Regions from separate parts of the Mus musculus genome. Here regions 1, 2, 3, 4, 5 and 6 are each linked to region 7. A link is a loop called in an ENCODE intact Hi-C map of the cell type or tissue named here. Cell type or tissue: left cerebral cortex. All regions are shown on one strand.

Region 1 (4,000 bases), 79 kb before region 7:
CCATGGGCTGCAGAACTGGGTAGACTATAAAGGAGAACTGAGCTGAGTACTGGTGTCCATCTCTGCTTCTTAACTCTGGATGCAGTGTGTCAGATGCCTCATACTCCTGCTGCCGTGGCATCTCCACCACGATGATGGACAGTCAAACTGTGAGCCAAATATGAGCCCCATCTTCCTTGAGTCCCCTTTGTCAGGATTTTTTTTCAGAGCCACAAGAACAGTATCTAAGAATTAGGTAGGTGTACATGGATTAACTCACATGGCCAGTCAGAACCTTGAGAAAATCGCCCTCACACGTGGACCTGCTCAGCATGCTTAGGAATGCTTGCTCTCTGCCTTGCTGGAGGAGGGAGCTCTGCTCATCTTACTGCCCATCCCCACCCCACCCCCAGCCTTATGACTGAGTAGCCCAACCATGGTTGCTGAGTAGCTCAACCATGAATGTGTCTTCTCTACACAGTGGTTCCATACATACAGTGAAGGTGGGCAGATGTTCACAGGTCATAGGCTACCTAAGACTTCCCAATCTCAACTGGAAATTATAAGATTCAAAGGAATTTATAATCTATGGTTCCCAGTCCCCGGGAGTAATCTTTCATATAGTAATTGAGACAAAGTATGAGGGACTGGACTCTTGTTAATAGCTAGAATGTAAAAGAAGGAGTAATGGGGCAATGCAAAGAGGAATTCGATGTGCCTCAGACAATCTGCTCAGGGGAGGTAGAAGGGACCAGTTCTATATACTTTATAATCAAGATTCTAAGATCAGTATCCAGAAGGGTGGATTCACCAAACTTCTCTGAAAAGGATATCAAACACCTCTTCCTTCCCCTCCTCCTTCTCTTCCCCCTCCCCCTCTTCTTCTTCTCTTTCTCCTTCCTCCTCTTCCTCCTCCTCTATCTCCTCTTCCCTCCTTCTTTCTTCTCTTCCTCTTATTTTCTTCCACCTCCTCTTCCTCCTTTTTTTTTTTTTAAATTTTTTTTTTTTTTTTTTAAGATTTATTTATTTATTATATGTAAGTACACTGTAGTTGTCTTCAGATACACCAGAAGAGGGTATCAGATCTCATTACGGGTGGTTGTGAGCCACCATGTGGTTGCTGGGATTTGAACTTTGGACCTTCGGAAGAGCAGTCGGGTGCTCTTACCCACTGAGCCATCTCACCAGCCCTTTTTTTTTTTTTTTTTTAAATGAAGACTTTTTTTTTTTTTAAAGATTTATTTATTATTATATGTAAGTACACTGTAGCTGTCTTCAGACACACCAGAAGAGGGAGTCAGATCTTGTTACAGATGGTTGTGAGCCACCATGTGGTTGCTGGGATTTGAACTCTGGACCTTCGGAAGAGCAGTCGGGTGCTCTTACCCACTGAGCCATCTCACCAGCCCCCCCTCCTTTTTTTCTTCTTCTTTTTTTGTAGGCTAAATACTGCACTCATCAAATTTGAGAAGCACCCATGTTGGAGAGAAATCTGTGACGTGGTTTGCCTCACTCTTCTCTGCTTCTACTTCATCCTAAGCTTCTGTCTGATTCCATGGGGAATTCTGCTACAAGGCTGCCTGTCTGTCTGGCATCTGCTCAAGTAGTGCACAGCATGAGGTGTAGGCTGACAAAGACAAAAGCTGTGCTTTCTCTCATCGGTAGTTACATTTTAAAGAAATCCCAGGAAGACATAAAGCTTTTAAAAAGAAAGAAAAAAATGTGCACAGGAGAGTGAAACTCATGAGCCCAGGGATGAGGTTTCTCAGGCGAGCGAGCTGTCCTCAAATCACACAGGAGTCGCGCTCAGTTACTGGGTTAATTCTGCTGCCCTGACTACTTCATTCCAATGCCTTTCCTGCCTCAGTATAGATTATTGCATATTGACAGGCCGCTGGAGTGTGGAATTGTGTGATTCATGAGTGAGTTTCTAGTAATCCAGAGTTATTTTAGAAGCTATCAGTAGATGATTAATAATCCTCTTGCCTAGTTCCTGACAGGCTGTTTTGGTGAGGTTTACTATGGTCCATGATAGGCCTTGCCTTATCAAGACTATGGAATGTTTGCTCTCTTGTGGAAGAAAGCAGAAAAACCCCACGGTCATATGCAAAGCTTTAATAGAGACACATGGCACTTCTAAAGAGGCAATTTTCTACCCATTAGCAATGTCCATACAACTGAGTTGGTTGATTTGTTATCAATGACCATACACCCTCAGACCAGAGCCAAAGGCTCAGTCATGCCCACCCAATAGGAAGTAGTTCTGCTCTGCCAGAGAGAACGCTCACCACTTAACCCTCCCTGTCCAGGCACCCAGCACTGGGAACAGTCCCTGTCTGAAGTAGCATGGCCACCGAAGCAAGGCTATTTGTGTCCAAATACGACAACTACATAGGTAACTGGCCCCATGTCATTTATTTAGCCTCCTTGAGCCTGTTTAATGCAGGATGGCACTAGACTGTTTCCTCTGTGTGCCTTGCAGTTCTGTAAGGCTTGGTGTCTATAAAGCAAGGGCATTAGTGGGATGACGCAATGCACAGGAAACATCTTGTGTTATAATACAACAGTAAAAACACTTCGTACCATGCTAGATTTTGCACTGTTTTACAGTGGATTTCAGTTCATTAAAATGTGGTCATTTTAAAGGATAGGATAAGCATTATTTCACTTGATTTTCAATATTTTGGTGTATGTAGAGTGTGTGTGTGTCTGGGCAAGACACACTCGTAGGTGTCAGAGGATAAGCACACGCAGGCTGCCATTTTCTTTTAAAAATGTGTATACCAGATATTTGGGGTGGGGGGAATAGCGTGGAAATCTGAAATATCATCTCAGCACACAGTAGTCTTTGACCCCAAAGGCTGAAAACTGGGAGCCCAGGAGACTTAGCAGCTGAACAGAGAGAAAATGAACACTTTGTTTTTGTTTTTAAGCCACAAATGTTTTTATATTGCACGACGGAGCCATACAAATATTTGTTGAATATTCATGCCAAGTGCTCTCTCTTTAAATGAAATTCCCGTCGCATAAATGTTAATTAATGTTTGTTGATCTGTTGAAGAGTGACGGTAATCTTCAGCATTTAAATTTGGAGGCTGAGAATATTTATTTGGAAGCATCATCATTTAAATAGTGTATCTGTGGTGCTATGCCATTTAACCAGGGTGATTTTTTTCCCTCTAAAACACAATAGGAAAACTACTTGTTTTGAAGAGTTTCTATTTTTATGGTGGTCAGCAAGATGCCATTAAAGGAACAGAGTGAATTTAGTACTCCTGTCTCTTAGCCTAAAGTCACATGTTATTATAGGACAGTTGTTACTCCTGTGATCTTTAAAAAAAAAAATCACTTTGATAGCAGCATTTTTAGGTGTTAAAAATACAGTATTCGAAAAGAACTCTGAAGATTGTACATTTTCTTTGAAATATTATAACTCTTTCCTGGAAATAAAAGGTCTGAATCAAGCTCTAATAAACTATATTGCTAAATTACAGAAACAAAAGATGTCAGAAAGGTAGTTCATGTTAAAATATAAGATATAAATTAGGGCTGGTGAGATGACTCAGTGGGTAAGAGCACCCGACTGCTCTTCGGAAGGTCCAGAGTTCAAATCCCAGCAACCACATGGTGGCTCACAACCACCCGAAATGAGATCTGATGCCCTCGTCTGGTGTGTCTGAGGACAGCTACGGTGTACTTACATATAATAAATAAATAAATCTTAAAAAAAAAGAAATAAATTAATGCTTAATATGCATGTTTTTCTCTAAATCATCTCCCCAAGAAACTCACAAAGCATTAACTTTGTGCCAGCCTAGTATGGTTCCACTCCCTAAGATAATGTTTGCCGAGTCCTTTAGAAGAACCAGATCTTATGCTGGCACTGGACAGCTGGGTACTGGTCAGGTGGGCACTGGACAGCCGGGAAGTGGACAGCCAGACAATGGACTTCTGGGTAACGGACAGCTAGGCAGTGGACAGCTGGGCAGTGGACAGCTGGGCAGTGGACAGCCAGGTACTG
Region 2 (4,000 bases), 250 kb after region 7:
CCCCCAGCCTGAAACCTGCTTGCTCAGGGATGGAGCTTCCCGCTCAATCTTTCTGCCACGCCTACTGCTGGAACCTGCCGCTTTGCTGTTCCGAAACCATCACGTGATCACCCTGCTACTGGATTCCAAGATTATTTGGCGGGAATTGGGCACCTCCCCCTTCCTTTATAACTGAGTGCTGAAATAGTAAAAATTGAACCTTGAGCAGAGAGCTTTGTCTTGGTTCCTTCCTTATGTCGCGCAGCCCAACCCCTCTTCTCTTCCAGGTTTCCAAAATGCCTTTCCAGGCTAGAACCCAGGTTGTGATCTGCTGGCCAGACACAACACTCAGGCAGCGGTGCATCCTACCTCAGAGGATGAGAGCATCCATCCCAATAGAATGGAGGAGGCTGGAGGCCGAGCAAGGCTGCCTGGAATTGGGGCTCAGAGCTGAATGTGGAATGGATCCCGGTAGGAGCGAAGATAATTGAGAGACGTTTGTCCCCTTGCTTTAGCTATCAGACTGTTGAAAATGGACCCCATTTTCCCCCAGGAATCTCATGCTGAGAGAGGAAGGCTGAACCCCAGTGTTAGAGGCTGAGTGTCTCCTGGAAAGAGATTCAGGCAGTCCTGACAACTTGTTAGACCATGTGCAGAAAAGACTGCGGCTGGACACAGCGTGGTACCCAGACCACACCCTGACCGGAGCGCTTCAGTGACACATACCTCTCCCCTCTCTTTAAACCTGATGGTGGGTGTGGTTCTGGAGGGTGGACTGGATTTTGTTAACAATGTGGCTAGACTGAATAACACTCCTTTTTGTTGGTTTGTTTGCTCCACTTTGCTTTTCACCATTGTTTAATTGGCTTGTGGAGAATGGGGCCAAACATGGCTTATTAGAGCTGCCAGGAGCTCTGGCCCAACCATTCAGTATCTGAAGGAAAACATCTCTCTTGGTATGGAGTTAGGTCTCCTCTCACTCGAGAATGAATAGAGGCAACCTTGTTAGGAGTCTCTAAAGTCAATCAGAATGAGTTTTTAGGCATCATAGGAAAACAGGTTTGAAGTGGAGAGGTGAGAAACAGCCACACTGAGGATGAAGAGAGAGCTAAGGATGGCCGGGTGGGACTCAAGGACGATGCGAACTTGTGCGAGTTGTGTTAGGACTGCTCTCTGCATGTGCACTGTTAGTCAGCTTTAAAGCTAACTCGCAGATCTCAACCCAAAGAACAGCACCTTCTCATCAGAGATTTAAAAACAACAAAACAAAAAGTCACTTATGTTCAGTCAGTTTGTTCAGAAACAAGAAGAAGCCTAGTTTAAAGTCTCAGTTGGCAAGTCTTAGAGACTGGTTTCTTCATAGCCTGACATTGCTCCAGAGTTAGAGCTTTAAAATGTATTTTAGGTTGGCAAAGCCGCCAGATGCATATGGTCTAATTCCGTCTTGACGCCATCACTGTCTCTCTGACAATGAGCTGCTGCTATACCCTCTGGGAGTGTCCGTCCACCCCAGCCTGGCCGACTCCATGAATACACACAAATCACTCCAAGCACATCAGACATCGGGTATAAAGCAGCTTCCGGTCCTTTGGACCCTCCACGGAGGGTGTATGGGCGTGGCCCAGGGGTTCTGTAGGCAGGCAGGCCTGAAAGGGAAACAGTCACACTCCCTTAACTTCACAGAAGCGGTGGCGAGGAAGATACAGCCAGGAAGATGCCTCCGAGCAGACGAAGGCCTTAATAAACCTGCAGAGGCCACTGCACCCACCCTGCATCTGTTCCTTACAAAGCTTACCGCCAGTGCCAGGAAAAGCAGGCACCAGCCTCTTTCTGCCTTTTACAGTGTTCTCTCAATTCGTCCTTGCTTACACCCGGGGAAAAACAACAGTGAGCACGTTCAACTGTGTCTGCAGCCTGTGCGGTCTCATATTCCTCTAACGGACACTGGAGGACAGAAGATAGGCTGGGGTGGCGGTCCCTAAGGGATGCTTCAGACAGGCTATGCTCCAGTAGGCCCAGTGTGGGCTGAGCCAGAGGGGCACAGGAGTCTGCTCCACACACAAGAAAAGGCCCTTGCAAGTTGGTCAAGCATAAAGCTGGGACAGCCTGCCCCCTAGGCGACGTGCAGGGTAGGTGTGTATTTCTATATAATCTAGGAAATCACCGGTGTCAGGCAGGGAGAAGAACACAAAGAATGTGAGGAAGTCTCAGGGATTCAATGCCCGCCCAGAAAAACAGCAGAAAAGCCAACAGCGTGGGCAGGGAGGTCAGCGGTGTGATCTGTGTGGGCCACAGGGTAAAGCCTGGCATCCTGGAAGCAATCAGCTGGTCTAAATTACAGGCCTCCAGCGCGGATAGGAAGCACCAGGCCTTCTAGATGCCGTCAAATGCAGGGTGACTCTGCTCCCTTCAGAATAATGTATTTAAGTAGGCTGCCTGGCAGGAGACTTCTTGTCTCTGTGATTCATTTCCTGGGATGGCAAGGAAAAAAAAAAAAAAAACACAGCCAAGTGTGTGACTTTACTGTCCCAAGATATAAAATATTACCTGTATGGGTGATTAAGCCTCTGAGGGCTTTTGAGTATCGGGTTGTTTAGGCAATTTTTGAGAAGGGTATGATGACCTTTGCTGGTTTTGGAAACGAATGAACGATTTAAGTTGTAATAAAATAATAGGCTTTTTCTGGGTTTTGAAGACACTGCTCCAAAGCTCACTGAGAGGAATGTTCCCTTTTGAATCAGGACACAGAAGACCGAGTGCTCACACTGTGGGGGAGAGGCGTAGGAGGCGACAGAACAGGCCCAAGTGTGAGAAGCAGCAGGGATTGTGTGACTGCCCATCTGGGCCTGCCCAGCCCACAGAGTGAGCCCCAGATGTCCAATTCCTTCACTGCCCCACCTCCCTCCAGCCTGAAGGCCTCCCCTTGGGCTGCTATGAGGCCCTGCTCTGTCCCACAATGCCTTTTATGAAAGAAAAGGGGGCAGGTAACCCACGCCATCCCCTATTGGTCATCTGGCCAGATGCCAGGCTCGTTAGTTATACTAAAAAACAAAACAAAAAGAAAACTAATTTCAAAATGCCTCCGGTCCCAAACATTTTAGATTCGGGTTCTTTGCATCACATCCGGCTTTGGGGACTGACAGCGCTTATATTTAACAACCCCACCCATCCCGACCCCCCCCCCCCCCGCAAACATCATGCAATGGCTAAGAAAATCAGCCAGAGATTTGTTGGTGTGTCGCAAACGAAAACACTCTCGCTGTGACTCCTAACAAGCTGGACACAGGATGTGCGGAAGCCAAGCCAAAATGAACTGTCAAAGGCTGAAGGTGTAAAGTACAGGCCTCCGAAAGGTTCTCAGTTTTAATGTTCTCACCCATCACACATTAGCAACAATAAACAGTGAAGCTATTTTTACTGAAGATGAGAAAAAGATTAAACAATAATTCACGATCAATATAAGATTTTTCCAATCATAAGAACTAAAGGTCTGTATTATCCGAATGCCTCCTTTTTTTAATTTTTTTTATTAACTGAGGAAACTAAGATTTTAGTAACTGGTTTTGCTCTGAGGGAATGGCGATGAATGAGACACCAAGTTATCACGAGTGTGCTAAGGATTTAGTCCCTGCCTGGCAAACACTCTCCAGATGCGTTCATAGACCCCTGGCCCTTTGTGAGCAGCAAGACCTTACAAGAAAGTCCCAGAGAGTCTGCTGCGTGAGCTAGGAGGCTGTACAATAATTTATCACCATGTCAAACAGGACAAAACACAGAGACATTTCAACTAACCTTCTCTCCAGCCACGGGAGGTAGGCAGAAGTCTCGCACTTCAGGGTTGTAAAAGCCTGGCCAAACACATACTGAGGGAACCGCTTCAGCTCAGCCTCTGTCATCTTTCGAAATCCCAGCACCACATCAGCCCAGAAAGGCACTTCTTCAGCGGGGACGCTGCGGAATATCTGCCAACTGAAGCACCAGAGGTAGAAAGTGCGCCTTACGTTTTGGTGAAGTTGTGTGT
Region 3 (4,000 bases), 230 kb after region 7:
TATCCACTGAGCTATTTTACTGACCAGAGATGATGACTGAGTTCTGAAGTGTGGCATGAGACAGCCAGTGCAGGCCTGAATGGATGGAAGGGGGGGTGGGGGGGATGAATCTCTTCTCTGCCGGAACTGGGCTGTCTCCTGACCTTCACACCCAGACTGGAGCTGCCCTGGTTCTCAGGCTTCAGGCCTGGACTAGAGCTGAACCACTTGCTTTCCTGGATGAAGGTGGAGAGTTCCATCATCTGCAAAATGGAGATCTTAGAGCCATCTGCTCAGCCTCCATGATCACATGATCTGTCATGGCCCCCTTATGATAAATCTCTATAGAGCTGTATGTTGGCTTTATTTCTTTGAAGAATGCTGACTAATATACCAGCCAAAAGAAAAATGAGGGCTAGTTCTTTAATGCTTGTGTGGGAGTCGGCCTGAATCCCTTGCATTTGGCAGGTACTCAAAGAAGGCAGAGGAGTTAGAAAGCTTTGGAATAGAAGAGGGGGAAGGCATCAGTAATGTGCTGATTGGAGACCTTCCACATGGGAAACGGCAAGCAGGCCCACAAAGACAGACATCCACAATCACTGGATAGTGGTGCATATTTTGATTCCTTGGGTTGATCCAAATTTAGAAGGAAAGACAAAATTAAGGAAGATCTTGGTTATCAATCATGCTCTGAGCATTTTGTGTCAATCCTTACAGAAGTATTGTTTAGGTTTCTGGATTGGAGCCATGCAAGTCTGACACACAGCAGGCTGGTTTCCTGTGCTGCATCTTGGGGGATGATTCCCTGGACAGAAGGCTGCAGGTCATGGCTCAGACCTCTGTTGTCTTACGTGTGCAGGCTGTTGTCCATGTGTATAGTCTACCTCTCATCTTTCAGACAGGCGCTGTCTCTCAGCAGCTAACCTCCAGCTGTTGAGGTAATTTCCAGCATTTCTAGAGAGCCATTACAGGAGATAGCTAATTCTCACAGGCCGCCTTCTCCAGAGTGCATAAGGATGAACCTGCTGAAGCCAGCACACTCTCCCAGCTCTGCAACATGGTGGCAAGGGAGAATGGGAGGGAAGGTAAGCTTATAGCAGCAGCAGTAGCTCTAAGGGAAAGGCTCAGTCAGAGCCCTGTGGACAGCTCTAAACACACACTAATGCCGCTGCACCTCCTCCTCCTTCACCCCTTGTCTTCGAAATTCTGCTGTAACAGAGCAAGGCTGAGCAACAGGATCCACCCCCACCCCCACCCCCACCCTTAACTCCCTATGTGATCTTAAGATGCAGCCCAGAAGGGCAGCTCATGACCAACATGAATAATATCCTTTGAGAAATACCAAGGAAGCCTTCAGCAATTAGTGACAATGAAATCGGGGCAGGTAGCCAGGACGCCTCTGATCTTTCAGTCTTACAGTGTGGAGCTTTAGAGATATAAAATGGGTGTGAAACTGAGCCAGAATGGCAAACAGGAAGAGGTCATGGAGTGTGGGAGACTTGAGATGCAAAATGCAGAGGCTGGGCATCCACATGGTGCAAGAACCGGATGAGGAGACATTTAAAGCACGTTCGAGCCACATGGTGTCCCAGCACTGAGGGGCTGTAGACCCAGGTCCCCACCCCTACCCAAGGTGCTGTTTACAGTCGACACCTGATGGCAAAGTGGAAGTCAGTGTTCTCCATTGGTGTGGCACTCCACATATCAACCACACTCCACGGCATGCCCAGGCGTACACAATGAATTCTGTAGCTTCGAGTTTTGCTTGGGTTACTTTTTTTTTTAAATGGGCTTTTTGGTTTTGTCCATTTATTTTAGGTTTTTGGGGTTTTTTGGATTTTTTTGTCTTGTTGGGGGTTTGAGGGGGTTACACTTTTTTCATTTTTGAGTTCTTGTGGGTGTTTTAGGTTTTTTGAGAGAGACCATAAAGGTGTGGGGATAGGGAAGTGAGGAGAGTCTGAGTTGCCTAGGAAAGGGGGAAGCATGAGAAAGTACATTGTATGAAAAATGTGACTTGCCCCGTGAGGGACAAGACTCCCGCTGTATCAAGTGACACCCTTTGTTTTTATTTGTAACCATTAAAAAGGTTACCTTGTCATGTTAAGATGCCAGTTTTTCATGCTACATTTCCCATGCAGTGCACATGTTCTAAATTGATGTAAATACAGGCATTTCTTGTCTACTTTAAATAGAGTTCAGAATAGTTTAATTTTGGCCATAGGAACTCTAGTCTCCACAATAAAAAGAAAAAGAAGGAAGAGAACAAGGAAGAGGAGAAGGAGGAGGAGGAGGAAGAAGAGGAGGAGGAAGAGAAGAGAAGAGAAGAGAAGAGAAGAGAAGAGAAGAGAAGAGAAGAGAAGAGAAGAGAAGAGAAGAGAAGAGATCACACACACTTCCTTATTTTATTTTTATTTTATTTTATATCTTGTCATTTCTAAATTTTCAGATGCTCTGGTTTATTTGAGATTGATACAACATCGCCCCCTGGTGAAAATTAATAGAAATGAGACTGCTTGATTTAACAAGAATTTTTGTAGCCCATTAAACACTGTTTGGTATGAAACCCCAGCTCAGTGCTCTCTTCAAACAAAATCGCACACGAAACCTCAACAAAAACGCAAACACAAGCTTCTTGTCCATAAGTTTTATAATGTTTTTAAAAGATTTATTTAATTCCTCTGTGTGTGTGTGTGTGTGTGTGTGTGTGTGTGTGTGTGTGTACCTACAAAGGCCAGAAGAGTATGTTGGAAACCCTGAAGCTGTAGTTACAGGAGGTTGTAGGCACTTCATGGGCACTAGGAAACAAACTCTTGTCTGCTGGAAGAGCAACAAGCAATCTTAATTGTTGAGCCATCTCTCCAGCCCTGTCCCTATACTTATGGCCAATCGTAAGACTCCTAGGAGGTTCAAAACAGGCTTTATTATTCAACAACAACAACAAAAAAGTACTTCTCTCCAAAATGTAATGACATCCCTGCTCCAGGATTGCTTACTTCAGTGAACAATCTTCTCCCAGGCCAAAAACCCTCCCGAGGACCTACAATGAACCCGGGACGGTAAAGGTTCTGAGTAGCCTGAAGTTAGGGAGCCAGGTAAAATTATTCAACTCAGCAATTCTCAAACTTACATTATCACAAGACATATTCCCTTTCTCCCCAATACTTGCGACATGAACACTTTGTGTCGTATGTCATTTAAAAAAATGATTGTTTCGTCTCCATTAGCAAATTAGCTCCTAGGTCGCATAGACGATTCAGTCTCCAACAGTGCTCATTCACTGCGCAGTCAGCAGCTCTTGATCATTTGTGGTAATGAAGTATGCAGCCTCCACGATTGCTATGGTAAATCCCTCCTGGCAGCTTGACAAGATAGGGGATTGCTTAAGACAGACGTAAAGCCCGCCCTTTGGGTGGGGCTGAAGGTGTTTCTAGATATGGATGACCTAATCGATGACTCAATCCATGGACAGATTTGAGAATTAAATGAACTGTTGGGAGATGGTAGAGGTATAGGAGGAAAGTTGGGACGGGGAGTAGACAACTGGGAATGAGCGCTTAGACACTGTCACCCCATCTGCCCTGCTACCTGTTCACACTGCTTTCTTGCAGATGTGAGTTGAACAGCTCTGTTCTACAAGGCCCTCCCTGGCGCTATGGGCTGCAGCTATGAACAATGCTTTAGGTTGTTTCTGTTAGGTGTTTGGTCCCAGAAACAACAAAACAGACACAAAGTTGCTCCAAAACTGGCGCAGCCTTCGAGGGCAACTCCACCTCTGTCAGCTACCATGAATACCAGCTGGCGTGAGGAAGCTGCTGCTGCCTACCCTCGGTTAAATACCGGGGGTCCACACTGTGTGGTCCCATCTAGTGGGATGATAACTTCCTCTGTTGGCTCTATGACCTGAGAGGATCATGCACAGCTCTAGGGCTGACAGGGAGCCAAGTATATTTCTCACACATTAATCTTCTCTTATGTGCTTATGTGCTTCTGAGCCAAAAATACGAACTCCCTATCGCTTACA
Region 4 (4,000 bases), 120 kb after region 7:
AATGCATTATACATATAGTGAAATCTCTTTTCAGCTTTAACAAGGAAGGAAGGCTAGGTGCAGTGGCGTACAACTTTAATCCCAGCACTGGGAAGGCAGAGGCAGGCGGAGCCCTGTGAACTCAAGGCCAGCCTGGTCTACACAGAGTTCCAGGACAGCCAGGGCTACATAGAAAGACACTTGTCTCAAAAAATAACAAATAAATAAATAAATAAATAAATAAATAAATAAATACATAAATAAATAAGGAAGAACTTTCTGATACATGTGGTGGTTTCAGTGGTGGAACCCTGGAAGTGTGTGTGGTGAGAAACGAACGCCCCACAGGCCTGGGCACTTGAATACTTGCCCCCAGTTGGTGGCACTGTTTGGAGAGGAAGCACATCCCTTGAGGTGGGCATCATGAGTTCATGGCTTTGCTCTTCTCCTGGATTGCTCTCTTTGCTTCGAGCCTGCTGTTGATGATGTGAGCTTTCAGCTCTCTGCTCCCACTGCCGTGCCTGCCGCTTGCCTCCTTGCTTCCCCACATGGCAGACTAGAACACCTCTGGAACCATTCTCGAAAATAAATTGCTTCTTACACAGTCACTTTTAGTCATGGTATTTTATCACAGCGAGAGAAGAGTAACTTCTTCTCTTACACAGCATGCCAAGTGAAATACTGCCACATACAAATAAGGACAAACACTCCGTGGGACTCCACTTGTGTGAGACAGCAAGAGGATGCCACTGGGACGTAGGGGGTGGGGACTAGGGCAGCTACTGCTTAATGGGTATTGGCTTTCTGGAGACCATCACTGGACTTAACGCTAACACACACTGCTGAGCCACTTAAGATTGATGAGCTAGCAATTCTTATTCTATATTCACCTGAACACAATTGAAAATAACAAGGCCAAATGAGTTGCATGTGTCTATTATTCCTGCATACTAGAGGCACTGGTAATAAGACTGCTGTGAGTTTGGGCCAGCCCTACCCTGCTAATAGGCCAGCAAGGCTAGAATGTGGTACCCTGTCTCAAAAACCCAAAATAATAGTAGGAAATAAGAAAATAAATATTAAATAATGACCTATTTATTAGTACCTATTATTTAAATGAATTGTACATATAAATACACAATTCTCTTCTTTCTCTCACATCATAACATAATTTAACCCATCCTTTGGCTTAGATGATATTAAAATGGAGAAAAGTCCATATGCAGACACCTCTGCTCTTCCCAGAGTCTCTATTCACCTGACAGTGTATACTGAGGTTTACACTGGAGAGCACCATTGAGGAAGCAGGGAAAGTCGCATGCCCACAGGTTAGTAATCAGCCGCCCTCTGGAGCTCAGCGCTGCGAGGCTGTAGTGTGCCATAAACAGCAGGCAGGGGGAATAATCTCCATTTTCTGGCTCCGCAATGCAGGCATGTGCTATAAAACTAAATTGACATCTGTTAGCAGGCTTGTCACATGGGCATTTTTTCCTGCAGAATCTGGAATAAATTAAATCTTAAAATAAAACTTGGAACAGGGAGGCTGCTTTGCATAATTCCTCCTAATGGTGTGCTGTGTACCCATCACACTGATTTTAAAGGGAAGTGCTAGGGAGAAAAAGTTTCATTATCGTTTTAATTGCAACACTGTTGAATATCACTCCATGCTGGGAAAGCTGTGGGGTTTTTAAGGGTCTTCATGTTCTTAACTAAATAGTAGCAAATGAAACTTCCTTTCTTGGTATTTTCCCTGGATGGAAAAGAAAGCAGATTTAATGTCTAAGTCGACTCTGTCCATCGCTTCTCAGACACCTGAAACTTAACTCATGGCTGCTCTGCTCCGGCTCAGCTCCAGAGACAAAATGGCCCTCACAGATGTGACCTGGAAGACTTTGCTCGGGGGGCCTGGGACAGGCTCAGTGCTGAATTTGCTCACCAACTAAGCCTCTATTCTCAGCACTCTCTTAAATGTTGAGAGAACCGTCTCCACAAAGCTGTCCTCTGACCTCCTCCCTGCAAATATACACTCACGCGCATGTGCGCACACAGCAATAACAAAGAAATAAGCAACAAATAAATAAAATATAAAACCCCATTGCTTACTCAGGGGTACATGCTCTCAGAGGATTTGCAAGTCCTATGCCTTCTACTATCAAAGGCTTTGTGCTTTTATTAGACACGCACAAAGCCAGCGTGGGGCTGCAGGACTCTCCAAAGGGCACCATACAAAGATTAATCAAGGACGCGTCTAGAGAACCTTTCCAGGTTCATTTGGTTCTCGTTCTGGAAACTCAAAATGGCAAGGTTCTGAGACAAATCCGCCCACTCCTGGTGCATGCAAACAACAAAAACAAAGAAAAAGCACCCAGAGGCTGGGTCCCACCACGCGGGAAATCGCCTTCATTTTAAGAGGACTGGTCTCCTTCCCATTCCAAGGGCCACAGCAGTCCTTACTCTCCGTAAAGTATAATCACTTCTGTGCCTCTCGAATACCTCTGCTTCCTTTTTCTCCCCAGTATGAGTTCGTTTGCCTGCATCACATTCTCCAGTGGTGGTGGATCTTTTAGGCTACATGACCGATCACATTATATATCTTATAACAGGGAAACTGAGCAGACTCGGAGACTAGTGAGAAAGCAGGGGGGACGCTGCAGAAGTGGGCAGTCAGGATCTTCTTGCTACAGGGCCTTACTCACAGCAGGAAGTGGGAGGTTTCAAATGAAAGCCTATGTCATTCAAGCCCTCACTAGCCTCAGAGGCTCCTGCAAAGACAGTAAGCTCCGATGCTGTGACAAAAGACCTGACATGATCAAATTAAAAGGAAAAAAAATAGGCATTCTGGCTCATAGTTCAAAGGTCTCAGCTTATGGTCAAATTGACTTAACCTGTGCTAGCTGGAGAAAAGAGGGAGGGTTCCAAGAACCTCTTCAAGGAGATATTTTCAGGGACCTAACTTCCTCCCCTTCTGGAGGGTTGGTCCTGACTTGCCATTTCAATCAAGTGCTTCTTGCAGTTGGGATTCATTGATTACCGTGTACCTCGCTACCATATTGGTTTATTTCCTACTGTTTGCCATTGTCCCCATCCAGGTGGCAGCAGAGCCCCAGGCCCAGAACGCTATTCCTACAAGCTTGTCACTCAGACCCTCTGCCCCTGGAATACAGTGAGGAGAACACAACCATGCCACCCACGACTTAATCCAGATGTGCTTAGTTCTCTCCTGGGCAACTTTTCTAGTCTTTTGTAGGTCTGTGCTATGAGTTAAATACAGGGTGTTTTGAAAACGATATTGCAAGATATTGTGCCCTACAGGAAAAAATTCACTGTTACAGATGAGTGAACAAAACTGGAAAAAGGAAAAAAAAAACAACACTCCTCATTTCTTAAGTGTGGAATCGCAAAGTTCTGGACTCCTGTTTCTAGATGCCTTATCCTCGGGGTCCTCTGCAGATGGATGGAAGTGGAAAGACGTTTCTGCTTTTCCAATTGCAATTCAGAGCCTTGAATGACTCATTACTGTTAAATCACCACTGGCTGATTTCACAGAAACACAGAACCTTCATGATTAAATAGTAATTCCACAAGATGAAGCTGCCTTCAAATGTATGGAATGACAAATGACACCCAGCTCATTTTGAAAAAAAAAAAAAAAGAAGTGCAAGAGAATTTAGGTAGAAGATTGCACTTGAGCCTAAAATAGCCTTTACGGCAGCAGAGCTGGTTTTCAGCAAGCTTTCTCACAAAAGCTCATCGGAGACATTACTAATCTCCTGTAGAGATCTGTATGCTTGTGCCTGCTGCTTATTAATGTTGTGCTTCCTGGTATTGAACTAGGTTGTGCCAAAAGATGAGGCATTGGAGCACTGCACATCCGACTTAGCATGGTACTGGGGAGGACTTAGCATGGTACTGTGGAAGACTTAGCATGGTACTGGTATGGACTTAGCATGGTACTGGGGAGGACTTAGCAAGGTACTGGGGAGAACTTAGGTTGGCAAGCTCCCTAGGCTTTCCACAGTAC
Region 5 (4,000 bases), 200 kb after region 7:
TAATGACTGAACCCCAGTACTCAGACTCCTGTCCTGTAAGTCACACTCACCCCCAGTTGACCTCATACCATCTCATAGTTTTAATGCTACTTGCGAGCAATAGCCCCAAATTGCTACTTCAGCCTGGACATTGCCTCTAAGCCCCAGATCAATGTGTCTGAATGTCTATTTGGCATTTCCAACTGAATCACTAAAAGATATTTGAAAGTTATCTGGGGTCAGCACATTCTATCTGTAATCTACCAAAGATAAACAGATAACAGAGATAAACCAAGATAGCTGCTTCTCCCCGTAACTTTCCAACATTCCCCATGTTTGCTACATCTCGCCACCTCCATAGCTACCACCTGCCTGCCATTTTCAGACTGATCTCTGTTCCAGCATCCCACAGGGGACAGAGGTGAACTTCCCACAAACACCCCCAGTGACCCCCTGATTCTATGCATTCCAAACCTAAACACTGTGAGGCAGGCTCTAGTCACCAATAACCTGGAAGACAACCCCTTAGGTCTCCTTAAACAGGAGACAGCAGAAACAAAAGTTGTGGAGAATCACTCAGAAAGGGGAGATTATCAAAGACAGAGTGTTCAAGGGTGTCCACAGAGGAACAAAGGAGGCCAGACTCTTAAAAAAAATATCAAATCTCAGTTCAAATGTCTCCTTTGTTCACTTTTTGATCTTTCTTCATAGGTTCAAGGCCTGAATCAAATTGTATGACTTTCCTGAGCCCCAGACACTTTGAATTCAGTTTGTGCTGGCAGCACTTGACCCAGCATCCAGTGGAAGCCCTTGGCAAGGGTTTTGAAAGCTTAGCACAGCATCATGGGAACTGCATGGACACAGTGAGAAGGAGGTGTCTCTTTTAGAGTAACTAGCTAAGTCTTTATATAGGAGGTGCATTTCGGAGACAGAAAAAAGAGCTGTGTGCGTCCCAGAACATAAGAGAATTGCCTGTTAAGCAATGCCATGTGGGAAGACTGAGCGCAGGGCATATAAAAGTGGGGGAAGAAAATCACTGAAAGTAGTGGGGGTGTTAGAGTAGAGGAGCCAAAGGAAGAGCAGGCTGGTAAATGCAGGGGCCAGCTCGCAGGTGGGGGCTGGGTGCTCAGATGCCATCAAGAAAAACCCGACTCCAGGCAGCACAGCCAGCCTTGCTTCGGAGGATGGCACCGCAGTTGGAAGCAAGAGTGGCAGGTGTAAGGATGTGGCAAGCTCATATATCCAATTCCTAATCTTTTCAGTCCTAGGTACCACAGAGCTCCCAAAAGAAGGTGTAAGGTGAGGCTTCAACAACCAGAGGTTTAAACTGACCTACTCAATGAAGTGCGGGAAGTTAACAAGGCAAGGATCTGGCCCTGGAGCATCCGATTATTTCCCACTAAGTGGTGCTATGGGTTTGGCTTCTCACCCGGTGCCAGTTCCCACTGCTGGGTAGGGACTCTGGGGTCGGAGTGGGTGAAGGGGGCGGTGTCTGGATGCTACTGGAAGGCAGATCTTGACCATCACCTGGATGAGCCTTTCATAGTGTCTACCCATCCGGTTTTGTCCAGGCCTGGGTGGGGAAAACACAATGGCAAGCCATGCCTCCTTCCCTTTCAGCGCCCCCTCCCTTGCTGAAATGGGTGTGGTTGCTTGGTGCTCCTTTCCTAGAAGGAGGTCTGCCACAGTAGGCGCTCAGCAAACGTTAGTTGAATTTGCATGATCCCTGCTCAATTCCACTTCATTCTATAGGGATACTGAGTGAGACTACAGAAAGTTCCAGGGAGAGCTCAGCTAGAAGGAAATAGAAGAGTCTTGAGGTCCCAGTGGCCTGAGCAGAAGGCTCCCTAGCGCCATCTGGGTGCAGGCTCAACTCCAAGGTCCATGTCTGCATGGTTTGCAACTGACCTTCCTGCGGAGAAGCCCGCCCTGGGCACAGCAGCTCGGCTCTGGGGACGTCGTGCTCCCGCCACCCCGGGGCAGCACTCGGCGCCCACTGCGCACGTAGGTCACCTGCCTCCTTCTGGCTCCGCGTGGGGAGCCGGGCGCCGACAGTAGGTGTGTCCGGGGTGGCCCTGGGGAATCGCCGCGGCCCGGGGGTCCCGAGCCCGCGTGGCGCAACTCCATGCAAAGCCGTAGGCCCAGAAGCAGCGCGGCACCGAGCAGCCACCGGGGCAGGGCTCCACAACCACGCCCGGGAGGCTTGACAGTGGCCATGGCGGGGACCTCGACCTCCGGCTGTGCTCTGGGTCCCACCCTCAGCTCCCAGCCGCCTGCAGAGAAGCGTTCCCAACGGACCGGGCTGACAACTGTGGCAACTCCCCAGCGGCCCGCCTTCTTCCCTGCGACCGGGGAGGCCCCGGCGTAACCTTATCCTGCCCAGCCGCAGCAGGAAGAGCGAGGGGCGGTGGGCTAGGCGTGCACCCAGGCTGCCATAACAGGGCTGGGTGTCCTTAGGTGTGACCAGCCTGTAAAGTCTGGCTAGTGGGGAGAGCCAGAGTCAGAATAGAGCACGTTCCTCCGGGGCGCCTGAGCTTTGACTTCATTTGTTGGTGTTAGTATTAGACACAAGGAAAGAGGAGAGGTGAGCCGCCAGGTTTGGCCCCAAAGAAAAAGTTGTCAAGCAGTTTTTGCCACTAAGCATGATATAAAAATAATCATACTTATGCTCAGGTTTACAACTTCTCTCCCTCAAGGGGAGAGAGAGAGAGAGAGAGAGAGAGAGAGAGAGAGAGAGAGAGAGAGAGAGAGAGAGAGAGAGAGAATAGCACTCCGTACAGAGGAGAGAATAGCACTCCGTGCAGAAGAATCAAATTAGTTATTCAGTTTCTAAATTCTGCCCGAAGCCAGCCCATGCTTTCTCCCTCGGTGTTATGAAATGTGTGGGGGTGAAGGGAAGGGAGACAGCCAGCGAAGACATCTGACAGCGGGAAAGAGGGAACAGAAGTTACCATGGAGTGCTGGAAATCAAATTAATTTAGCTCCAAACACACACCTCCCTGCTGCCTGGCAGAAATGCAGAGGGACATATTTATCTCTGGGCAAAACGCTCCCTAGCCGGGATTGCCATTGTCACCTTGACCTTAATTAAAGAAATCTAGATGCTCATAGTTTGGACTCACAAATGGGGTTGGTATCCCACTTTTGTTAGGATTCTTTCCCTCCACCTGTTTAGGGTGACATTGATTTCTAGATTTACATTCAGGTTCTTTGGGATTCTTTTGTTTTTTTTAAACCATGGCCAGATACCCACCCCCAACACACACATGCACGCACACACACATACACACACGCACACATACACACACACACACACACACACAAGCATACATACATGCACATTACACACACACACAAGCACACATACACATCACACACACATACACACACATATGGATATATTTTCCATGCTTCTATGTAGGTTGTCTCTCTCCCTAGCCTGCGACACGGACAACAGAGATCTAGAATGAAGTCTGGCCACCTCCTCATTTGAATGTTGGGATTTTCCATAGGGAGCTCTGCTCTCTGAGATTCCCATTCCTTTTTGGCAGAATTATTCTTTGTCAGAGAGCATTAAACCTGTTTCCCCACAGTCACAGAACTTATCAGCCTAATCCAGTGCATTCCCTGGCCATCACCGGTCCTCAGGGGCTTGGAGGTTTTATTATGCTTGAAAGTATACACACGTGATGGGAATAGACAGACAGACAGACAGACAGATATCTACTTGCCCACCTCCAGGGAAATTGCAGCTAAAAGTCTTTATTAAGATTATAAACTTTCATTCACACAAGCTGAGAGAGACAGCCTCAAATCCTGCAGTTATTTACTTGAACTGTGTTTGATTCACGACCCTCTCATTGAGTGATATGAGACACTAAACAAAATATGTATCTTTTCTGAGCTTCTGTTTTCCTGTGGGAAAATAGACCAATATTTAGGGTTACATATATTGCATAACTATGTTGTATTTAGTACCTAAATAATAATAATTTACCAATAACAAAATTATGAATATTGT
Region 6 (4,000 bases), 86 kb before region 7:
AATTGGCTCTCACCTTCTTTATTGACATAATCAAGAACCAATTAGGGAATCCACGCCTCCCCCTACACAAAACCATGATTTTCAGGTTGACAACCAGGTGGCACAGTCCAGGGTCTCTAAGAACAATTATGAGGGAAGCCACTGGCGACACAGTTGCAGCAGCTGCTTCAGGCTCAAGCTAGGGAGAGAGGAACTGTGTCAGGAGAGAGAATTAAGAATAATTTCTTCTACCCCACTGTCCAACTCTTCTGGGAGGTTGAAGTGCTTTGAGCTCTGCCTCACACTGGGCCCCTGAGGCTGAGGGTAGAATTATCTGCAAGCAGCCTAGTGAGCAGCTTAGGGAGGGCACCCAAGGGCTGCCTTGAGGAGAAGCAGACAAAGCTTTTTTCTGCCTGGACTGCCCCAGCCCACAGTAGTGGAAAGGCTGGGGAGAGAGCTAACCCACACTGAGAACTTCCCTGTGTTGTAGGCTCTTACTTGCATTGTGCTAACCACCTTTGCTCCCTGCTGGTGGCTGCCCCAGCTTGCTTGGATCTACTTGAAACTGGCTTAGAAGTTCAGTGCACAGGAAGAACCAATAGGTGGGAGCCCAGCCATCAGGCCCAGAAGCCCATCTATGGAAGAGAACTATGCATGCCCGGCTGAAACTGAGCCCTTCCCTATGGCCAGTGCAGCTTAGTATTCTTCACTGGTGGCTGCAGAGAGAAAGGTCCCTTTCTTTGACAGTAAGACCAACGGCTTCATATAGAGGAAGAAATCCCCAACAGAGTACATTAGTGATGGGAGCCAAAGAGCCAGTGTGGCCACCAACAGCCCCCCACAGCTCCCCATAGCCCCACTGCAGCATGGGAGAAAGGCAGAGTGGAGCTTCAACACCTGGGGCCCCGGGGGGATCTGGAAGCCAGAGGAGGGGAGGGAGATATATGTTTACACCCACATCCTTCGTTATTCTGTCATCCAGCTTGTGTTGTGTGTTTCTGTGAAAGGGGGGTGAGGAGAAGAGGACCTATGTGCACACGATGTGCATAACCCACCTTGTTACTGCCTTCTGAGTGTCTGCTTGGAACACTTGTGCTTATCCAATAAGACAGGAACTCGAACTAGGCTCTAAATGTCACCATTTCTAGTAATTATAGTCATCCACATAAACAATAGGAAAACCCCAACGAGGCTGATTTGAAGCTTTAACTTTTACAAGAGTTCACAGACGAATCTATTTTCCCCCTACAGATAGAACAAGTAATTACTTAAAAGGATTGGGGGGAGGGTCCATGTGCCTAATTTGTGTCCAGAAATAGCTACAAACACCTTCCTGAAGTGGACAGAAATGTCTCCTATACATTTGCCGTCACTATAGCAAGTCTCCTGAAGTGGGTCCCGGGGACAAAATTCTACTTAAGAGACATCTGTGATTTCAGGCATGTCAAACTTGAAATGTGCATGTATGATTCTGTGCGTGGGTGGGTGGGTGTGCTCCTATAATAGAGTCTTTGTGTTTCTCATTCTCTGTGTAACCCACGCAGAAGTGGGCATGAAGTGATTAAAAGAAAAAAAAAGGGGGGGGGGAGAATATTTTCTAGAGCTACACAAAGTAGCACAGAGTCAGTGGCTGCTGTGCTATGGGGGGGGGGGGGAGACTCGGTAACTATAGCAACATGCTTTAGAAGTTGTTCTTTCCCTGCCAAAAAATATCAGGTAGGCCCTGAAGTCTTCCCACTGTCACATGGCAGGGAGGGCAAAGCTATTCAAGAGAGGCATCGGGCCAGCACACAAGAGGGCACACGAAGCCAAGTAATCCTCCTGAAACTCCTGAGCTCTGCGGGTCTGGGAAGAAGCAAGCTATGAATAAGGACAGCAGAGGAAGGGCGCACATCAAGAATGGATTTCCCACCCACACGAACAGAGGGAGAATTCTACAATAGCCCAGCTGCAGTCATTCCAACATAAGCTGGCATGGGATCCGGATAACGATCAGGGTACAAGCATACAGAGCCAGGGCAACCAAGGGGACGCAGGCAGGGCCAGGCCTTCCTGTCAGGCTTCTGGATAAGCCCTCAGGGAAATGGCTGGAATTTACACTGAACTCTACCATGATCAGATTCTGTTCTTATGCCATGTTTTCCTCTTAAATAAAATGGACTGTCCCATACAAACAAAAGAGTCGATCCCATAGGGTGAGCCCAGTCTATCTCATTAAGCCCTTCATATCACGGTTAGAAAGTCTGGAGCGGGCTGGAAAGATGGTTCAGTGGTTAAGAGCACTGACCGCTCTCCCTAGAGTTCAATTCCCAGCAACAATGTGGTGGCTCACAACCATCTGTATTGGGATCTGATGCCCTTTTCTGGTGGATCTGAACACAGTGAGAGTGTACTAACATATATTAAATAAATCAATACAAAAATCTTAAAGGAGGAGGAGGAGGAGGAGGAGGAGGAGGAGGAGGAGGAGGAGGAGGAGGAGAAGAAGAAGAAGAAGAAGAAGAAGAAGAAGAAGAAGAAGAAGAAGAAGAAGAAGAAGAAGAAGAAAGAGGAAGAAGAAGAGGAGGAGGAAGAAGAAAGAAAGTCTAGAGCAAACACCTTATCAACTAAGTTTAGACAAAGGCTCCCATGCCAGGAGAGCTTTCAGCTTCAGATCCCAGGAGCAGGCAGCAGGCAAGTGTACTACAGAGAGTGGTATCTGCTGTTTTGTGCACAAATGAGGTTTGGTCAACTGTCCTCACCTAGTTCTCTCTCACCCAGTCTTGATGCAGCCCCTCCTCTTGACTGCTTCTCTCTCTCTCCCTCTCCCTCTCTCTCTCCCTCTCCCTCTCCCTCCCTTCCCCTTCCCTCCCCCTCCCCCTCCCCTCCTCTATCTCTTCTCCCTCTTATTCTGTGCAGGTCCCTTCTTCTTCCCAGCTCTGAGACCTAAGTCTCCAAGTCATTTCTCCTCCATCTGTCCCTGCTCTCCACTGGATCTCATTAAAGTTACGGGTTTATACCTGTGTGCTAATGGTGCCGCTATTTATATCTGCAACTCTTGGAGTGATCAAATCAGTCACACAGATGTCTAACCGAAACCACAGACACAGTAAACCCTGTCTTCTCTTAATGAGTGGGCGACCACATCAAAGTGCACCCCTGCATATGAGCCCCGATAACCCCTCTTCTGTCCAAGTCTCCAAATTGCCAGCTCTAGTAGTCTTTTGAGTTTCCAGCCTCCGCCCTCCTTTCTTGCAGTGTTTTCTCCGTGAGGCAGCTACAATCTTTAACAACAGGCATACCACCACATCCTACCGCTGTTGTACTCAAGCCCTCCCAGAGTCACACCAGGAAGAAAGCCAGAGTGCCCGCCTCTCTGAGCCCAGCGCCCAGCGGGATCAGCTGCTCCTGCCTGCCCCACCCCCACCCGTTGCCCGCCTTGGTCTGCAGGGAAATTCGTTTTCTCTCTTGAATGTGGCTCCAAGCTGCACACTGGAATCCCTCTGCCCAAGGCTCTGTCGGCTCCCTACAGACAGCCCGTGCCTATCTGAACAAGGTGCCCACTGCATCCTGCTCCTGCATGGTGGGGTTTTTCTTTGCTACACTCATCACTATTTGTGTCATAGGCAATTTGTCTTCCTCAGAAAAATGTGAAGCTCCTAAAAAACGGATTTTCTTTTCTTTTTTGTCCAGTGTTTTTCTTTCCCTCAGGACACAGAATGCTACAGTGCCTGGCACCTGGTGAAAGATGAGTCAATATTTATAAATGTTGCCTAAACACATGCACACACACAGGAAAATAAAATACACATTTGTGTAACATGTTGCCTGTGTCCAGTTCTGTGAGTTTTAAACTTTTGGGTTTAATGCTAAATGATTCTTAAAAAAAATCAGGTAGTAGAAAAAAAAAAATCACTGTGCTAGAAAATTGAGAACATTTAGTTAACGCATGGCACTGTATCTCAGGACTCTGATATAAGAGATTTCAGAATTTTAGCTAAGAGGGGGCTGGAGAAGGACTGTAGGATCCTGCCCCACCAGA
Region 7 (4,000 bases):
AGATTTACTCTGCCTGGTCTCAGTTGGAAAGTTTTCGATCTCTCTCTGTTGTTCTTGGGTCAACTGGCGTACAGACTCTGCCTCGCCCTGCCTCCCTCCCTCCACACAGTTTCTTAACATGCTGTCCACTTAACTCTGCTGAGCTGATTGTGCTTCATGCCCAAGACTCACGCTACTGCACTGCAGGTTTGTCTCCACAGCAATAACCTCTGACCCCTGCGAGTCACTTCACAGAGTGCTGTTTATCTGGAGATTGGGAGATCAGACATTTGATGGGTTTTTTGAAACCCTTGCCACTCCACTTAGCCGTGTGCTTCCCTGTCGGACGCACACTCAGGTTCCTCCTCAGTTGTAATGTTGATTTGCTGCTTTTTCACAAAATAAAAATGGACTGAAAGTGAAAAAAAAAAAAAAAAAAAAGAAAAACCAGACTTTTTCTTTACCCAATTTAAAAAAAAAAAAAAAAAAAAGCTAAATTGTAGCTCTTTATATTTAAGAAAATATGATAAAATATAATTAAGATAATTCTAAAACAAATCAGCTAATCAATGAATTATAAATTAATGAATTATAGACTCACATATAGAGACTTTTCATCTATATGATTTCCTCCCACAAAGTAACCAAAAGTCTAATATCTTAATAAAAGCTATAATAATATAGTCTCAACAGTAGTTTCTGCTATGAAGGTAAAGGAGTTACTCTTTTAATAAGAACCCAAATATAATCTCTACTGAAGATCAAGCCTTTGGAAAAGATAGCTTAAATTATTCTTAAAATTAAACAAAAAATAAATTGAGTATTATACTATACCAATGTGCTGTCTCTCAACATATGGCCATTTAGAAATCCAACCAATAAAGCTGACCTTCAATGCATCTTATAAGTAATCACAATTATGAAATATATTAACTACCATTTCTAAATTAAGAGATCTTCAATATTTTCTAGACTTTTCACAAATTTAACTCATTATTCTACTCGTTACCAATTATTTTCACCAGTATTAACTATATAATTATTATATGTAGGCATTAAGTCTATAGTTAAAAAACGAGAAATAAATTCAAGCTAAAGCCATCTGGCCAAAGCAAACTCAAATGTAAATCAGCCCTTCCCAGGCCCTGTGGAAAAGCATACCAAAGCCTCTTCATGATTCATCGATTAATTAAAATACTTAAAGTTAGTTTAAAAGTACTGGGAAAATATCTTCTCTGATTTAACGCATACTATTGTGTGGCATAAGAGTATTGTTTCCATTTACATGTTAGGAAACCAAGGCAAGATGTCCACTTTGTAAATTGCAAGGTCTTTCCTAGCCAAAAAAAAAAAAAAAAAAAAAAATGATTCTACACCGTCAACTTAAATGTATGCCCTTTACAAATTAAATAATCCCTGCACCTCCAAACACTTGCATCGTCCGTGTACAATTCTGTTCGTATCGAAAGGGTTAACAAAACAAGCTTAAACACATAAAGAGGGGAAAGCCGATAAAAAGGAAAAGATGTTTCTAGTGGCTCATAGGCTGTTCTTAAATGATATCATTTAAGTAGTAAGTAGCTATGTTTTTTTCCCAAGGTTTTGAGATATATTCTGTCCTTAAGGTATTCAAAACTGGATCTACTCATATCCATGTCGATAAGAGTTAAAAGAAAAAAACTGTAACTGGCAATAAAATATACTTTAAAAAGAACTAAGTGAAAATTAAAATCCAAGTTAGGGAGTTTTTCTCCTCCCATATTAAATCCTCCCTCTCATTCAAATGAAAGATATGATTAGTAAATCGGATGTTCAAATATTCTACAAATACAAAACTTTTCTTATTAAAACGGAAAATTTTATATATAAGTACGTTATTCAAATATTCAAAATAAATAAAAATACTTTCCCTAACAGAAACTTAGATCAAAGATAAACTGTTCCTGTGAGTTCCAAATGGGACTGCATCTGTACTTGTGTTATGCGGCTCCCAACAATTAGAAAAATGAAAGTTTACCAATTAAATTTACAATGTCAATGGATGTTTGTACAACTGAACAACTAATAAACTAATCACACCGATTACTGAAAATAAAGACTTAGCTAATGTGAACACCAAGAAAAAAATGTAAATAGAATGTCGGGCACATTTTGTATAGTAAAGGATAGGGTCAGAATGAGTCGAATTAAAGTACCTATTCTAGCTAGGTATTAATTAGTCAGTCACAGGGCAGGTCGTGAATGTTGGGATCCGATGAGCTTTCTTTTCACCATTATTCTAGTTCATCATCCGCAAGTGCTAGAGAAGGTGTCTACGGAAGCTAGGGGGCATGCTGTAGCTAGGGGAAAAGAAAAATGGGAAAGGTGCAATGGATGCTGCATAGTTGAATAATTATCTGGGTGGCACAATGGGCGAGTCCTGCCGACATCAGAGCCCAGCAAGCGTCTCCCTAACTCTGCCCGAGGAACCTCCCCATTTCCAGGCATCAAAAGAGCCAGCACCCTCTCTGCCTTCTCTTCCAAACTGGAATATAAAGGGATGCCCGCACTCGCTTTACCATGGTCGTGCAGAGAGCCGCGGCGCAAAGACCCGCGGCCAGGGCTCGCTTTTCAGAACCGCTGGCACGCCGGGCGAGCCGAGGGCTCCGCGACTGGCTGCAGCCTTCGCCGGCGCCGATGCACAAGGGCGGAGCGGCGGGATCGGAGCCCCGAACCCCGCGCCGCAGGTGAGAGCCGCAGATGCTGCACCCAGAGCAGCCTCGGGCCAGTCCCCGCGCCCGAGATCCCACGCCTCGTCCTCCACGCGCAGCCCGGGCTGCTGGGCGGCGGGCGCGGGGGAGCCCGGGATGGGGGCGGGGGCGGCGCGCCCATCCATCGCCGCCGCTGCAGACCCCGGCTCATCCACACGCCCCTCTCGGCTCGGGTCGGTGGAGAACAGTTCCCTCGTCAGGACCCCGGGAAGAAAAAAAAGGGACAAAATCCTGAGAGACTCGTGCTCACCGCGAAACCGTGGGGGGCTCGCGCCGTACCCCTTCTACATGCTTCGGCGGCTGCCGCCGGTCCGGCTCCGCACTGGGGCGCCACCAGGAGCCCCTCGGGAGCGTCGGGCTGCGGGATGGAAGCCGCGCCGGGCACTGGCTGAGGCGCCGGGCCGCCGGGAATGCCGCCGGGGGCGCCCACTGCTCGCCCGAGCCGCGGTGCGCTCGACGCGCGAGCGAACAACACCGCGAGCAGCCGCTGCCCTGCGCCGCCCCCTCCCCGCGCGACGCTCCACAACCGGGCGCGGGGACCCGCGCCTGCAGCAGGGGGAGCCGCGGGGCGCTCTCCGCCTGGCCTCACGACCTTTCCCCGGAGCTGCACCGGACGGGTCCCAGGTCTCTGAACTTAGGATTCGCACTCTCCCCTCGAACCCTGCAGGGCGTACGGCGGCATGGTGGGAGAATGAGCATCCACCCACTTACCCGTCCGTGGGCAAGAGGACGGCGCTTCCCCCTGTCCTGAGGCTCTGTGGTATTGCCCGATCCGCACTTTGGGGGAGGGGGCCGGAGAGAACGGTGCTGGGCTCGGGAATGAGGGAAGATGACATCCAATTGAATGAAGCATCCTCTTGGGGGCGGGGTCGAAGGCAGGCCCCCTCTGCCGGGCTCCACCTCCTCGCTCCAAACTACATTTCCCATGGTGCCGCGAGCTCCTCGCCGCACTGTACGCCGGGAGTGAAGGTCCTCGAGGCTTCAAACACATCTCAGGACTGGGTCTTTAATCAACGAGGTCCTGAAAGTTACAAATAGTTGTAATCCCTTGTGCTTCTTTAGATAAATGTTTGTGAATCTCAAGTTTTGATACAGTTATCTCAATAATAAAGTTTTTTTCGAGAAGTTATAAATGATTTTTTTTAAAGGAGGTAAATATCGAGTTCCATGACAATCTGACAGGACCTGGGAGACGCTGCTTCTTCCGCCTTGGCCTGGCCTTAGCAGAGAGTATCTGTTGCAGTCATGTCGGCTGCGATTGCAGCTCTAGC

The links. Peaks named below come from ENCODE experiments on the same cell type or tissue, not always from the same donor. Only the 100,000 strongest peaks of a DNase experiment are listed, where the experiment ranks them.
Region 1: it touches region 7 in a loop (3-fold over the local background); 3 of 42 quality-filtered maps call a loop at or near these places.
Region 2: it touches region 7 in a loop (4-fold over the local background); 6 of 42 quality-filtered maps call a loop at or near these places.
Region 3: a loop joins it to region 7, with 10 times the contacts of the local background. A loop is called at or near these places in 15 of 42 quality-filtered maps.
Region 4: it touches region 7 in a loop (3-fold over the local background); 5 of 42 quality-filtered maps call a loop at or near these places.
Region 5: it touches region 7 in a loop (9-fold over the local background); 13 of 42 quality-filtered maps call a loop at or near these places.
Region 6: a loop joins it to region 7, with 2.3 times the contacts of the local background. A loop is called at or near these places in 3 of 42 quality-filtered maps.

What each region holds. Positions count from the first base shown.
Region 1 is chr10:40,962,316-40,966,315 of GRCm38, reverse strand. No RefSeq gene overlaps it. Among named protein-coding and RNA genes, the nearest start is that of Gm48057, 71 kb to the left of the region's middle. In left cerebral cortex, no CTCF peak of the experiment used is centred here; a DNase peak (open chromatin) is centred at 1,584.
Region 2 is chr10:40,637,293-40,641,292 of GRCm38, reverse strand. Ddo (D-aspartate oxidase) reads right to left here. Exons shown (of 5, transcript NM_027442.5): 4 at 3,772-3,948. Among named protein-coding and RNA genes, the nearest start is that of Ddo, 9.3 kb to the right of the region's middle. In left cerebral cortex, a CTCF peak has its summit at 2,095; DNase peaks (open chromatin) are centred at 2,061, 2,419, 2,783, 3,841 and 1 more place; H3K27ac peaks cover 3,880 bases.
Region 3 is chr10:40,648,308-40,652,307 of GRCm38, reverse strand. Ddo (D-aspartate oxidase) reads right to left here. Exons shown (of 5, transcript NM_027442.5): 5 at 2,377-4,000. Among named protein-coding and RNA genes, the nearest start is that of Ddo, 20 kb to the right of the region's middle. In left cerebral cortex, a CTCF peak has its summit at 2,465 (motif pointing left); DNase peaks (open chromatin) are centred at 432, 1,507, 2,525 and 3,922; H3K27ac peaks cover 1,605 bases.
Region 4 is chr10:40,760,252-40,764,251 of GRCm38, reverse strand. All of the region lies in intron 4 of Mettl24 (methyltransferase like 24), which reads right to left. Among named protein-coding and RNA genes, the nearest start is that of Mettl24, 79 kb to the right of the region's middle. In left cerebral cortex, a CTCF peak has its summit at 1,551; DNase peaks (open chromatin) are centred at 2,631, 3,042, 3,486, 3,687 and 2 more places; H3K27ac peaks cover 3,496 bases.
Region 5 is chr10:40,681,552-40,685,551 of GRCm38, reverse strand. It overlaps Mettl24 (methyltransferase like 24), which reads right to left and starts at 2,270. Exons shown (of 5, transcript NM_177793.3): 1 at 1,888-2,270. The coding sequence starts at 2,196. It also overlaps a transcript of Ddo not described here. In left cerebral cortex, a CTCF peak has its summit at 1,846; DNase peaks (open chromatin) are centred at 1,784, 2,316, 2,897, 3,465 and 1 more place; H3K4me3 peaks cover 1,426 bases; H3K27ac peaks cover 3,631 bases.
Region 6 is chr10:40,968,927-40,972,926 of GRCm38, reverse strand. No RefSeq gene overlaps it. Among named protein-coding and RNA genes, the nearest start is that of Gm48057, 64 kb to the left of the region's middle. In left cerebral cortex, a CTCF peak has its summit at 1,770 (motif pointing right); DNase peaks (open chromatin) are centred at 1,484, 1,808, 2,699 and 3,311; H3K4me3 peaks cover 677 bases; H3K27ac peaks cover 362 bases.
Region 7 is chr10:40,883,050-40,887,049 of GRCm38, reverse strand. Cdc40 (cell division cycle 40) reads left to right here and starts at 3,907. Exons shown (of 15, transcript NM_027879.2): 1 at 3,907-4,000. The coding sequence starts at 3,975. Wasf1 (WAS protein family, member 1) reads right to left here and starts at 3,223. Exons shown (of 9, transcript NM_001379453.1): 1 at 2,980-3,223. In left cerebral cortex, CTCF peaks have their summits at 2,102, 2,311 and 3,312 (motif pointing right); DNase peaks (open chromatin) are centred at 2,445, 2,731, 3,583 and 3,919; H3K4me3 peaks cover 3,625 bases; H3K27ac peaks cover 3,150 bases.